Linked DNA regions of Mus musculus: region 2 is linked to region 1. Evidence: chromatin loops called from intact Hi-C (ENCODE). Cell type or tissue: gastrocnemius. All regions are shown on one strand. Links, peaks and the distances in the headings refer to the core of each region. The heading gives the core; the rest is flanking DNA.

Evidence for each region. Peaks named below come from ENCODE experiments on the same cell type or tissue, not always from the same donor. Only the 100,000 strongest peaks of a DNase experiment are listed, where the experiment ranks them.
Region 2: a loop joins it to region 1, with 2.5 times the contacts of the local background. A loop is called at or near these places in 6 of 42 quality-filtered maps.

What each region holds. Positions count from the first base shown.
Region 1 is chr7:40,205,718-40,208,649 of GRCm38, reverse strand. No RefSeq gene overlaps it. Among named protein-coding and RNA genes, the nearest start is that of Gm38996, 89 kb to the left of the region's middle. In gastrocnemius, for the core only: no CTCF peak of the experiment used is centred there; no DNase peak of the experiment used is centred there.
Region 2 is chr7:40,257,265-40,260,196 of GRCm38, reverse strand. No RefSeq gene overlaps it. Among named protein-coding and RNA genes, the nearest start is that of Gm38996, 37 kb to the left of the region's middle. In gastrocnemius, for the core only: no CTCF peak of the experiment used is centred there; a DNase peak (open chromatin) is centred at 1,713; H3K27ac peaks cover 1,479 bases.

The DNA.
Region 1 (2,932 bases), core at 98-2,597:
GGTTGCAAAAACTTTATGCCTACAGAACATAATGTTTCTTGGCATAGTTAAAGGACACACCTTTAACCCTGGCACTTGGAAGAAGAGAGCAGGTGGATCTTTGTGAGTTCTAGGCCATCCTGGTCTACATAGGAAATTCGAGGACAGTCAGGGCTACATAGTGAGACTCTGTTTCAATTAACAATGAAAAATTAACAACAACAACAAAGATTTCTAACACACTTTCTTGGCATTAACAATTCTTGACCAAGCGATGACATTATGAAAAATAATTGTAGTATTTTATCCTTCACACCCTTCAATTATAGGATTGCCCTTGGAACCACACTGCTGCCATCTTCAGGAGTCTAGCTGCTTGCAAAAATAAATAAATAAATAAATAAATAAATAAATAAATAAATAAATCATACCCAAGCTGGTTGATGTTGCTCAAAGGAGGGGATGGAGAGTGTCACTGGACTCTCATGTTTCTAACCAGCTGTACAAACTGTGCCCTAACTATATATGTTCTTGGGGTCTTGGGAAAATCCTAGATTATATATGTGCTGAAGAACAAAGGGAGGAGGTCCTTCTGTATAGTAATGGGGAAATCATCCATGCTGGTTACAGATCTTCCATTATGACTGGTTTAAGATCACCCACACTCCTGCAAATCTTGTAATATGCCTGCTTTGTTGTTGTTTTTTATTTTAGATATTTTCTTTATTTACATTTCAAATGTTATTCCCTTTCCTAGTTCCCCCTCCGAAAATCCCCTAACCTCTCCCCCCTTCCCCTGCTCCCTAAACAACCCACTCCCATTCCTGGTCCTGGCATTCCCCTATACTGGGGCATAGAGCCTTCAAAGGAACAAGGGCCTCTCCTCCCATTGATGACCGACTAGGCCATCCTCTGCTACATATGCAGCTAGAGCCACAAGTTCCACCATGTGTTTTCTTTGATTGGTGGTATAGTTCCAAGGAGCTCTGGGGGTACTGGTTAGTTCATATTGATGTTCCTCCTATGGGGCTTCAGATCTCTTCAGCTCCCTGGGTACTTTCTCTGGCTCCAGTGTGCCTGCTTTAAAGTCCTCCACAATCCTGCTCCTTCTACTCACCTATTTCTCTGCAAGTAAAGCTTAATAAACTCATTTGATTACTCCCCCCCCCCACACACACACACATACAGTGAATTTTGGTGGAATTACACCTAGGTTTGTCATTGAGACTGTAGAAGGAGGAAATAGGCTTTGTTTACATTTCCCCTAGGGAAGGAATTTCTAACAAAACCCTCTAAATTTGTGATATTGTTAATAAATGTATCACACATCATTGACACTTTAATTCATTACTGAAATGATTAAGTTAATAACAATGTAGCACTTTATTTGAACTTGATCCATGAACATATAATTATTTTTGAATGTGCATTAATTAACACTTTCCTCTCTGAACCTCATTCTTCTCATAACATCTACCACTCTGAGAACTATGGGAATGTACTTTGCTAATGGTTAAAATAAATTCACAGGGCAAATTCACAGGGCAAATGCTAGCACAGTTTTCATTTAGTTCAGTGCTTTCCTTAAATTTGCTCTCTCTCTCTCTCTCTCTCTCTCTCTCTCTCTCTCTCTCTCTCTCTCTCTCTCTCTCTGGAATTGTAAGCCCCTAAATTAAATGCCTTCTTTTATAAGTTGCCTTGGTCATGTTTTGTTATGGCAACAGAAAAATAACAAAGATGCCACAAATAAAATGAAAATTGAAATTAGTTCAAGATTCTTAGTCCAGTTAGGTGAGATTAAAATAAATGACAACAAATCTCAAAAAAGGTGTGAGGAAAAGAGAACCCGTGCCTCTGGTTGATGGCAGGATAAACTGTGCGTTGACCTTGGAAATCTAAAACCAGAGCTACCACATGACCTCTCTATACCACTCCTTACCATATACCCAAACCATCCCATGTCCTCAAGCAGAGATCCCTGAGCATTCGTGTTCATTGCTGCTCTGTTTCTTCACAACAAGAAGCAGATGAGTTGGTATGTCTATCAAGTGATAATGGAATCTTATTCAGCAGTAAAGAAAAATGAAAACTTCAGGAAAATGGAGGGAACTGGAAAACATACTGTGTCAAGTGACCCCAACCCAGAAGGAAAAATGTTGTAGAGCAACATAATAAAAGCCAGGGAATAAGTCCACACATTCAAAATCATCGGGTATTTTAAGAAAAGCAACAGACTCATATATGGAAATGCAACCTCTTCCAAAATGCTGTTGGAAACACTCTATCTCCTTATAGAAGAATGAAACTAGACTCCCCACACTCCTTATCATTTACAGTAATTTCCTAGTCAAATCAAAACTATTAAATATAACAAAATAAAGTCACAAGAACATGGGGAGAAGTTAATGAAATCTGCGTAGACATAGGTTTGTTTTATGAAAAGAATATCAGCAGAAAAACTGAGATTTGAAAATATGACAGATATCTTTTAATATGTTTATGCCCACACATCTGTGTTACTCTCATCCTTGGTTAGAAAAGCATCTTTCTGCAGTGGGCAGTGGATAATGTAGAGGCTCATACCTGGTTAAAAAGCTGGAGTAAGAGCTGACCTAAGTGACTATTGCATGCGTAGCCCCAGACAGGATGCTTCTATTCCTCCCTCCACAAACACACCTGCTGTGCATATGCGCAGTATGCCTCAAGAATCTTCCTCCCTCAAGATTATAAGAGCAGGAAGATGAATGGGCGTGCTATAGAACTCTGTCTATGATCTGAACAAGACATGGCCAAGGTATTCACAAAGTCATGGCAACTGTCATCAACTTTCAAGAATGGATGGGGAGTTGAATGTAAGACCCTAGCCCTATGGAGCTGAGAAGTTACTGTCAATAAATGGCTGCTGGGGAGGAGGGACTCACTTCTCTTCACAGTATAGCCACAGGCAAGTTAT
Region 2 (2,932 bases), core at 287-2,786, 51 kb before region 1:
TGGCCAAATACTGAGATTAAATGACTGATGAAAAGCTCAGGCCTAAGTGGAACATCTGTCTGATGTCCTCTGAAACCCAATGAACACTGCAGAAGAAATGTAAGAGTTAGAGGATGGGGTGACATGTTGGGTAACAGTGTCTTCCAGGCATAGTGCATCTGTGGCACTATTAAATTCACAAATATGTGACTACCAGCACACAGCTTATACAAAATGAGGACATTAAGCATCCTGAGGAGGAGGGACTCACAAGGTCTCACTTCCTTGTGAAGATTATAGGGAGTTAGTCATTGTTGGAGGAGTTTTCCCCCCAGTGGTGTAGCTTTTGGCACAATGTGCATCCTTCTATAAGTAGGGATTAAATTTGTTGGGTCACAAAACTTCAAAAAAGACATGAATGTCAAAGGGTGTTAGGTTCGAAGAAAAAGGGGATCAGCAGGAGTGGGAAAAGACATGATGTAATGGGATGAATATAAATAAAATACATATATCACATACATATACACATACACATATACATATATAATACACACACGTATATATATGTGTGTGTATATATGTATGTGTGTGTATATATATATATATATACACGTGTGTGTAAATATATATACGTGTGTGTGTGTGAGAGAGAGAGAGAGAAAGAGAGAGAGAACAAGTGAAAATGTCACAATAAAAAACCCCACTATTCTGAATAATCAATACATAATAAAGAACACAGAAAAGAAAAGACAAGACAAGAAAGAAAAAGCTTGAGGACAAACTGGGTTACATAATGAAATCTAGGCCAGCCTGGTTTACAGGGCAAGATACAAAAGTGATCCCTAAATATCCAGAGTAAACAAACAAACAAACAAACTTAAATTCTATCTTGGGAACACAAATTTGAGGCTTAGTCTGTGATCTTAATGAAACCAGTATTGCCAATTCTTTCTATTTTGAAAAAAGCTCTGTGGCAAAAAATAAAAATATCAAATATATTTATTATATGCAACACTACATTTGTGTTTGCTAATTCTTTTGAGCTAGGCTCAAAAATGGGTGTCAAGGACTAGAATCGGCCTTGAAGACGTCTGTGGGGTGTCAGCCCCACTCCCAACACCACAGCTGGAGAGCTGGGAAGGAGGAGAACAAGCAAAGCCTTCCAGAATCACTTGAGAGTGGAGTCACTCCTGATGTTGGGTGGTGGGATGGATGAAAAGAGTTAATTTTCTTCTGTGTGCTCTTTTCTGGCTTGATGGATTGGATAAATCTTTATAATGTCTCTGCCAAGGCCTCAGTGGGCTTGTGGAAATTGCCCAGAGTGATTATGAGGCCTCAATGAAAACTTACATGCACAGAAACCCCATTTTAAATTATTAAACAATGAGAATTAACGAGGTAATATGTATGAAATGCAAAGTTATGTAAGTTTTATAAATTCAAGGAATAATTATTACAGTCATTGCAAATGCGTCCATTCATGTGCTCCTAATTGCTCAATTCTTCACGATCCTTTGGGGCCTGCCACTGGTTTTTGCACTCTCCCTTCCTATCCTAGTATGAAGCCAGCAGACTTGTTTTACAACTTTGTCTTGATAGACGATGCACATGAACCTGGCCTCCATCCCAACCTCCAAAGTAGGCTGTGGTTTTGGAAACTCGCCCAAACTTGTGATACAAGTGACCTATGCAAAGTTCTGGGAACTGAATACCTTGGCCCTTGCCCAGCCAGAAGGTCATTGCTGACCTGCTGGCTTTCCTGCTGTGTGCTGTTCAGCCACAGCTGCGTCGGATGACTTGGCCATTACCGCTTTGCTAGCCATTCTGAACAAGCCCCAGGGGAGGCACAGCTTCCTCAGCAAGACAATTTGTACAAATGTTTAATAAATCCCACCATGGGCTTTGAATTCTCTCTTTGGAAGGCCAGTTATGTTTGCCAGTGGTCATGTTCCAGAAGGTCATTATCACCTCCACTGCCTTTTCATTGGCCCACAATCATACATAGTAATGGTTTTGTAGGGACATTTCCATACAGGGGCACAGTGTCCTTGGGCCATGCCCCTCCCCCACCACCTTTCTTACTTAGGGTTTCAATTGCTGTGATTAAACACCATAATCAAATGCAATTTGAGGAGGAAAGGGTTTATTTTACCTGATAGCTTATAAGTTCATCACTAAGGGATATCAGGACAGAAACTCAAATAAGACAGGAGCTGATGCAGAAATCATGAAGGGATGCTGTTTACTTCACAGTGTGCTTCTTACTCACCCTGCTTTCTTATAGCTCCCAAGACCAACTTTCCAGGGGTGGCATTGCCTAGAGTGATCTGCATCCTCCCACGTTAATCACTGATCTAGAGAATTCATTGTATGCTTGCCTACAGTCCAATCTGATGAGGGCATTTTCTTAATTGAGATTCCCTCTTCCAAAGTGACTCAAATCTGTGTCAAATTGACATAAAACTAGCCAGCATACTCTCCCACCCTTTCCTCTTTTCTGCTCCTTCTCCCATTAGTTCTCTTCTTTCCTATATGTAATTTTACTTTTATTTTATGTCATATATGTTTTGTTGTTTTATGTATGGTTTTATTTATTATATAAAATCCAGTAGTCACAAGTGAATCTAAGACTCACAAATGCCATTTTACTGAAAATGACAGTTCAATGTTCTTTATGGCTGAATAAAATATCATCATGTTTACACATAAATGCTCACAGACAAACACACATACATACACACATGCATATACATGTGCACATACACACTCATGCATACATACATATATAAAGACACACAAACACATTACATGCAAATGCATACACACATATACATGCACACAAATACACACACACATACATAGACACATAAAGAGCACAAACACACATACATGCAAATGCATTCACATGTGCTCATATATACACATGCACACACATATACATACATAAAGACGC